Regions from separate parts of the Homo sapiens genome. Here region 1 is linked to region 2. The links are chromatin contacts, found by Hi-C or POLR2A ChIA-PET in ENCODE. All regions are on one chromosome and are shown on one strand. The core of a region is the stretch at or near the end of the contact, and the rest is flanking DNA. Distances in the headings are between cores, read along the strand shown. Region 1 holds the start of ZC3H7A (zinc finger CCCH-type containing 7A). Region 2 overlaps LOC107984859 (a long non-coding RNA gene).

Region 1 (3,226 bases), core at 387-2,886, 570 kb after region 2:
GACGGGGTTTCTCCATGTTGGCCAGGCTGGTCTCGGAATTCCTGACCTCAGGTGATCCACACACCTCGGCCTCCCAAAGTGCTGGGATTACAGACGTTGAGCCACCCCGCCCGGCCCGTATATGTCATTTTAAATTTCCAAATAGCCACACTAAAAAAAGAGAAAAAGAAAAGCAGTGAGATTAACTTTTGTTTTTTTATTTGTTTGTTTTGAGACAGTGTCCCAGGCTGGAGCACAAAGGCACAATCTCAGCTCACCGAAGCCTCAATCTCCTGGGCTCAAGGGATTCTCCCACCCCAGCCTTCCGAGTAGCAGATTCTCCCACCTCAGCTTCCCGAGTAGCTGACTACCGGCGTGCGCCACCACGCCCAGTTAATTTTTTGTATTTTTTGTAGAGACAGGGGTCTCACTATGTTGCTGAGGCTGGTCTTGAACTCCTGCACTCAAACGATCCTCCTGCCTCAGCCTCCCAAAGTTTTGGGATGACAGGCATGAGCCACTGCATCCTGCCAAGATTAATTTTAATGATCTATTTTCGTTAATCCAATTTGTCCCAAACATGACCATCTCAACATGCATTTAAGTATAAAAGATTACCAATGACATCTTTTACTTTCTTTCTCATCCGAAGTTTTTAAAATCAGATGTACGTTTCACAGCTGGGACCGCAACTGAAACTGGCCCCATTTCGTGGGCTCCATCGTCCCAAACGGCGGGGGGTCAGTGGCCACCGTACTGGGCATGGCAAGGTCCTTCGTGGTTCAATACCGAACACGGGCAACTCCTTTTCATCCCTAGACAGGTGGGGACAGGAAAATACCCAACTCCTGGCAAATCCACCCAGTCCCGACTCAGGCTCGACCTCGGAGGCCCCGGCCGGGCCTCAGGCGGCCCCACCCCTTTGCTGCCCAGGCCTGACCGGAAGCCCCGCTAATGGGAACTGACAGGTCCCGGTCCCGGTCCTCCCGGGCGGCGCCCCCGCCTCCGCGGACCCCAAGGCCTCTCCCCGCCCGGCCCAGGGCTGCACCCCGCGCGAAAAAATAAAAAAATCAGAAAGGGGGGTAAAAAAGACGGATGAGCCCCAAATTAATGCGCCAAGCTCTCCGCCGGCATCCTTCCCGCCCCCAAGCCCAAGACGCTGAATCGGGATCCCCGCGATCACCAGAGCAGACAGAAATAACCAAAAAAAAAATTTTTTTTTAGTGAAATCACCAAAAAGGAGACATTTTGCCGAGGGAATGGCAGGCAGAAGTGGGTCACGTTATTCTCGGTGGGGGAAGGGGACGGCGCGCCCACCCGTCCCTCCGCGCGCACAGGCCCCGGCCCGGCTCCTCTCAGGGTCCTCTCGGGTCCGCGGGCCCCGGACCCCGCCGCCCCTCCCCCGCCCCGCCCGCCGTCCGTTAACGGCCGCGCGCGAGCACGAGGCGGCGGCGCGCGCGGGGGGGGCGGGGGCGCGGGCGCGCGCGTTTCCTTCATGCCCGGCGGCGTCCCCCTACCCCTACCTGTGGGGACGACGCGCCGGCCGGCGGCAGAAGGCAGGCGGAGGCGGGCGGCGGCAGGCGGGCAGCGGTGGCGGCGGCGGCGGCGGGGCCTGGGTGCTCGCTCGCAGCTCTCCCTCGGTTAGCGGCGGCGGCAGCGGCTCGGTTGCGCCCGCGGCGGCGCCCTCTAGCGGCGGGAGGCCGCGCTTGCCGCCCGGGAGACGCCGCCATTGGCTGCGCCGGAGCTACGGGCTGGGGGCGGTGGCGCCACGTCTGACTGGGGGCAGGGACCTGGGCGCGCCGTTCAATCCGGAGCCCCGGCGTCGACGCGCGGCCCACTGGGTGAGCCAATGGGAAGGCCACGTTGCGCACTGGACGCGCTCGGACTCAAGACTGATTAACCAGCACCGGGGTTTTCTGGGGCCTCGCCTGGGCCGCGGCCTGAGCAGAAGCGCTAGGAGGTAGAACAGCGTCCAGCGGGGAGAGGAGCTAGAGTCGGCATCGGGAAGCCCACCCTGGAGCCTGCTTAGCTTGACGAGCCCTCAACCGGGGCGCCCTGCTCTGCGAAGAGTAACCCTGCATCCTCAGAACAACCGTGATTGTCTTCATTCCTACATATGAGGAACGGAGGCGCGGAGCCCCACGGCAGCCGGGGATCCAAAGACAGCCTCCCTCCAGTTCCATCTGCCGGCTCTTGGAAGGCCTGGATCCCTGTCCTTCAGGGCCCAGCCCAAATGCCGCCTCGTCCATCTGCATTTTACGGCCAGGTGCCCCGCTGCGGGCACGGCTTCTTGTAAAATGCTCAGCTCAGCAGTGGGCGAGGCAGGGTCCCTGCCCCATGGGATGGAGGGCGGAGATCAGGACCCACAAGAGCCCAAAGAAGACCATTTTGGTCGGTGAAGACCAAAGAAATTCAAGCAGGAGGATGTGACAGGAGCTTTTGGGAAAGCCTCTGAGGAGGTGACAGCCATGCAACCGTGTTCGGGGAAGTGTGCCGCAGGCAGAGGGGAAATGAGTGCAAAAGCCCTGAAGCTGGAGTTCGGTGTCTGGATAACAGGAAAGGCCTGCATAGCTGATGTGTGCCAGAGGGGAGAAAGATCTGTGACACAGGGGGGCCGCCATGTTTAATTTGGAGTTTTGTGTGGAAGGGGGTCATTCATTGAGTCTGAATTGGGAGTTCCGAGGTCTCATTTATATTTTAGAAAGTTCTCTCCTGCTACTATGCAGAGATTGGGCTGTAGGAGAGACAAGAGGGGAAGTGGGGACTCTAGCTACAGTAGCTCTTCCAGGGGTCTGGGTGACGTAGATTTACAAACCAGAGTATTAGCTCAGGCTGCCATGACAAAATACCCCAGACCAGGCAGCTTAGACAACAGGAATTTATTTTCTCACAGTTTTAGAGGCTGCAAATCTAAGGTCTGGGTGCCGGCAGGGCTGGTTTCTGGTGAGGCCTCTCTCCCTGGCTTGCAAACAGCTGCCTTCTCACTGTGTCCTCCTATGACCTTTTCTCTGTGAGCAGGAATCCCTGGTGTGTCTTCCTTTTTCTTACAAGAACAACAATTTTACTAGATTAGGGCCCCACCCTATGACTTCATTTAACCCCAGTGACTACCTAAAAGGCCGTATTCAAATAGTCGTATTAGGCCAGGCGCAGTGGCTCACGCCTGTAATTCTAGCACTTTGGGAAGCCGAGGCAGATGGATTGCCTGAGCTCAGGAGTTGGAGACCAGCCTGGGCAACACAATGAG
Region 2 (3,155 bases), core at 347-2,846:
AAATACAAAAAATTAGCCGGGCGTGGTGACGGGCCCCTTTAGTCCCAGCTACTCGGGAGGCTGAGGCAGGAGAATGGCGTGAACCTGGGAGATGGAGCTTGCAGTGAGCTGAGACGGCGCCACTGCATTCCAGCCTGGGCGACAAAGCGAGAATCTGTCTCAAAAAAAGAAAGAGAGAGAGAGAGAGAAGGAAGGAAGGAAGGAAGGAAGGAATTAAGGAAGGAAGGAAAGAAGGAAGGAAGGAAGAAAGAAAGAAAGAAAGAAAGAAACAAAGAAAAGAAAGAAAGAAAGAAAAGAAAAAGAAAGAAAAGAAAGAAAGGAAAGAAAGAAAGAAAAAGAAAGAAAGAAAGAAAGGAAAGAAAAAGAAAGAAAGAGAAAAAGAAAGAAAGAAAGAAAGAAAGAAAGAAAGAAAGAAAGAAAGAAAGAAAGAAAGAAAGAAAGAAAGAAAGATAGATTAGGGTTTACCAGGGGCTGGGACAAGGGCGGTTGGGCGGGTGACTGCTATGAATATGGGGTTGTATTTTAGGGTGGGGAAAACATTCTGGAACTAGACTGATGGTTATATAACACTGTGAACGTACTAAATGCTACCTAACTGTACTTTAAATTGGTGATTTTTATGTGATGTGTATTTTACCACCTTTTTCTTTCTTTCTTTCTTTTTTGGAGACAGATTCTCACTCTGTCACCCAGACTTAAGTGCAGTGGCATGATCTCAGCTCACTGCAACCTCTGCCTCCCAGGTTCAAGCTATTTTCATGCCTCAGCCTCCCGAGTAGCTGGAATTACAGGTGTGTGCCACCACACCCAGCTAATTATTGTATTTTTAGTAGAGATGGGGTTTCACCACGTTGACTAGGCTGGTCTCAAACTCCTGACCTGAAGCAATTCTTCCACCTCAGCCTTGCGAAATTCTAGGATTACAGGCATGAGCCACTGTGCCTAGATGCCACCATTTGTTTTAAAGTAATTAATGGGGCTGGGTGCAGTGGCTCATGCCTGTAATCCCAGCACTTTGGGAGGCCGAAGCGGGCAGATCACCTGAGGTCAGGAGTTCGAGACCAGCCTGGCCAACATGGTGAAACCCCATCTCTACTAAAAATACAAAAATTAGCCAGGCGTGTTGGCATGCACCTGTAATTTCAGCTACTCGGGAGGCTGAGGCAGGAGAATGGTTTGAACCCTGGAGGTGGAGGTTGCAGTGAGCCAAGATGACGCCACTGCACTCCAGCCTGGGGGACAGGTGAGACTCCATCTCAGGAAAATAAATAAATAAAAATAAATAAATAAAGTAATTAATGGTAAAACAAAAAAAGTTGAACTTTGCTCTGAATCTTCACAGTATGCCTACATGTGGTGCCCTATTTTCTCTGTTTTGCAGGTGGGGAAGCTGAGGCCCAGAGAGGTGAGTGGCATGTCCGAAGCAGCCCAGCGCAGGGTGCGAGGTAGGCAGGGCTGGGCCCCCGGGCCTTCCCTGTGAACCATCTGCCCGCCGGTTGCAGGAGGCAGTTCCTGGAAAGCAAGCGGGCCGAGTTCCTCACAGAGATCAGAAGAGCAACAAGATCTCCAGGCCAGGGCAGAGGTCCCCGCCCTGGATGCTGGTGACACTTCCCCTGGGCGGGAGGGGCTGGGAGCATGCAGATCTCAGCCCTGAACAGCCTGTCCTCTCGCCTCGAGGTTCTTGGTAGGCTGGGAACAGCCTGTCCTGCTGAGCTTCCTGTCACCTCTCTAGCTGCCCACACGCCGCACAGCTGCCACCGCCGGCCCTGGCCCGGGAGAGGGGGGTCTCTGGGGATCTTAGCAGGCCATGGTGGGGGTGTCTTGGGGCCAGCCTGAACTGAAAGACCATCACAGCTTGCAAGCCACCTCCCTGCTCTGTTGCTGGCTCTCCTTGAAGACAAGTGTTTTTCAATTAACCAAAGCGGTGCATGGCAATGTGATAGGGGAATGAAACACAGCAACAGAATCAATGCCCCACGCTGGGCAATAGCCGACTTTCTGTTCGCTCCCATCCCTTCCTTCCCTCCCCGCCTCCTTCCCCTGCTCCTTCCATTCCACAAACATTTATTGAGCACCCGCTGTGTGCCAGCCACTGTTCTAGGCCCTGAAGACACAGAAGTGAACAAAAAAAAAGAGTCCCTGTGCACATCCTGGAGGGACTTTCCCCGTGTGTGTGTGTGTGTGTGTGTGTGTGTGTCTATACAGTGTATGGAGACAGTGGATAATAAAAGCTGTTTATGAGGCACTTTCTCTGAGCTGTTCCATGTGCTTCACTTATACTCATTCAGCTAATCCTCAGGACACCCCCGTGAAGTCAGTGATATTAGTCACAGAGGCCCAGAGAAGTGAAGTGACTTGCCCAAGGTCACACAGCCAGCAAGAGGCCAAGCCCGGATTGAACCCCAGCCGCCTGGCTCTGGAGCCTGCAGCATAACCACAGCAGGGAACTGCCACCGGAGACAGACATCGACAGCCACTAGGAGATGTTAACCAACAGGCTTGTCTTCACGGCACGGCCCCCGCTTCACCAGCTGCACTGTTTGATGAGCTTTGCAGGTCCCAGATCTTATAAGCTCATGGTGATTGATCCAAATGATGCAGAGGTCGGCCTAAAGTTAGAAGTGGGCCCCTCTCTGCCCCAAGACAGCCCTTCACCCCAATTCCATTCCCACAGTTTGGGCATCCACCCAGGCTGCCAAGCCAAGCGGGGGCTGCCCGGGTTAGCAGGGACCTGGCCATGGGCCTCCTCAGCTAGGGGCCGCCTCTCTGAGGAGTGGGTGCCCCGCCCCTCCGTGGGCCGCCTGGTTTCTCTTATTGGCAGCGTCTGTAGTCCCCTGGCTCTGTCACCCGCAGCTATTCTAGGCCTCTGGTTCCTTTCACTTTCTGCTCTGCGTCTTCCTGCCTCGGTGGTTCCCCACCATCCAGCCTGAGACCTCCCCGTTGCCCGCCCTGGGTTTCTGTCTGCTCCTCTCCGTGGTGGCCGGCCCTGGCTCTGCCCCAAAGCCATGGAGAAGGCCAAATGCAGGCTGTAGAAAGGTCTGGGATCAGATCCCCCCATCCTTCCATGGCCACGTGACCGGGCCCGCCTCTTCCCTCTGAGCCTCACATCCTCATCTGAAGAGGGAATGCTGCTCATGCCCACCTTGCGGGGATGT

What was found. Hi-C counts contacts between places; a loop is a spot of excess contacts on that map. ChIA-PET counts read pairs that join two places held with the same protein, here RNA polymerase II (POLR2A). Pooled maps may share reads with other maps.
Region 1: a loop to region 2 is called in a pooled map, with 5 times the contacts of the local background. The contact joins the promoter of ZC3H7A here to the enhancer-like site in region 2. A Hi-C loop is called at or near these places in 1 of 168 maps with a recorded cell type or tissue (CD14-positive monocyte) and 8 of 50 pooled maps. POLR2A ChIA-PET finds 5 or more read pairs at or near these places in 3 of 52 experiments (activated CD4-positive, alpha-beta T cell, activated CD4-positive, alpha-beta memory T cell and naive thymus-derived CD8-positive, alpha-beta T cell).

What each region holds. Positions count from the first base shown.
Region 1 is chr16:11,795,622-11,798,847 of GRCh38, forward strand. ZC3H7A (zinc finger CCCH-type containing 7A) reads right to left here and starts at 1,637. Exons shown (of 23, transcript NM_014153.4): 1 at 1,503-1,637. RefSeq lists silencers at 869-1,028, 1,511-1,920 and an enhancer at 1,336-1,873.
Region 2 is chr16:11,222,720-11,225,874 of GRCh38, forward strand. LOC107984859 (a long non-coding RNA gene) reads left to right here. Exons shown (of 4, transcript XR_007064984.1): 3 at 1,382-1,405; 4 at 1,503-2,245. Among named protein-coding and RNA genes, the nearest start is that of SOCS1, 32 kb to the right of the region's middle. RefSeq lists enhancers at 1,736-1,785, 2,266-2,345, 2,776-3,155. Within about 2 kb of position 1,597, at least 20 of the 41 ENCODE cell types and tissues checked have a DNase peak (open chromatin) inside an H3K27ac peak, as active enhancers do.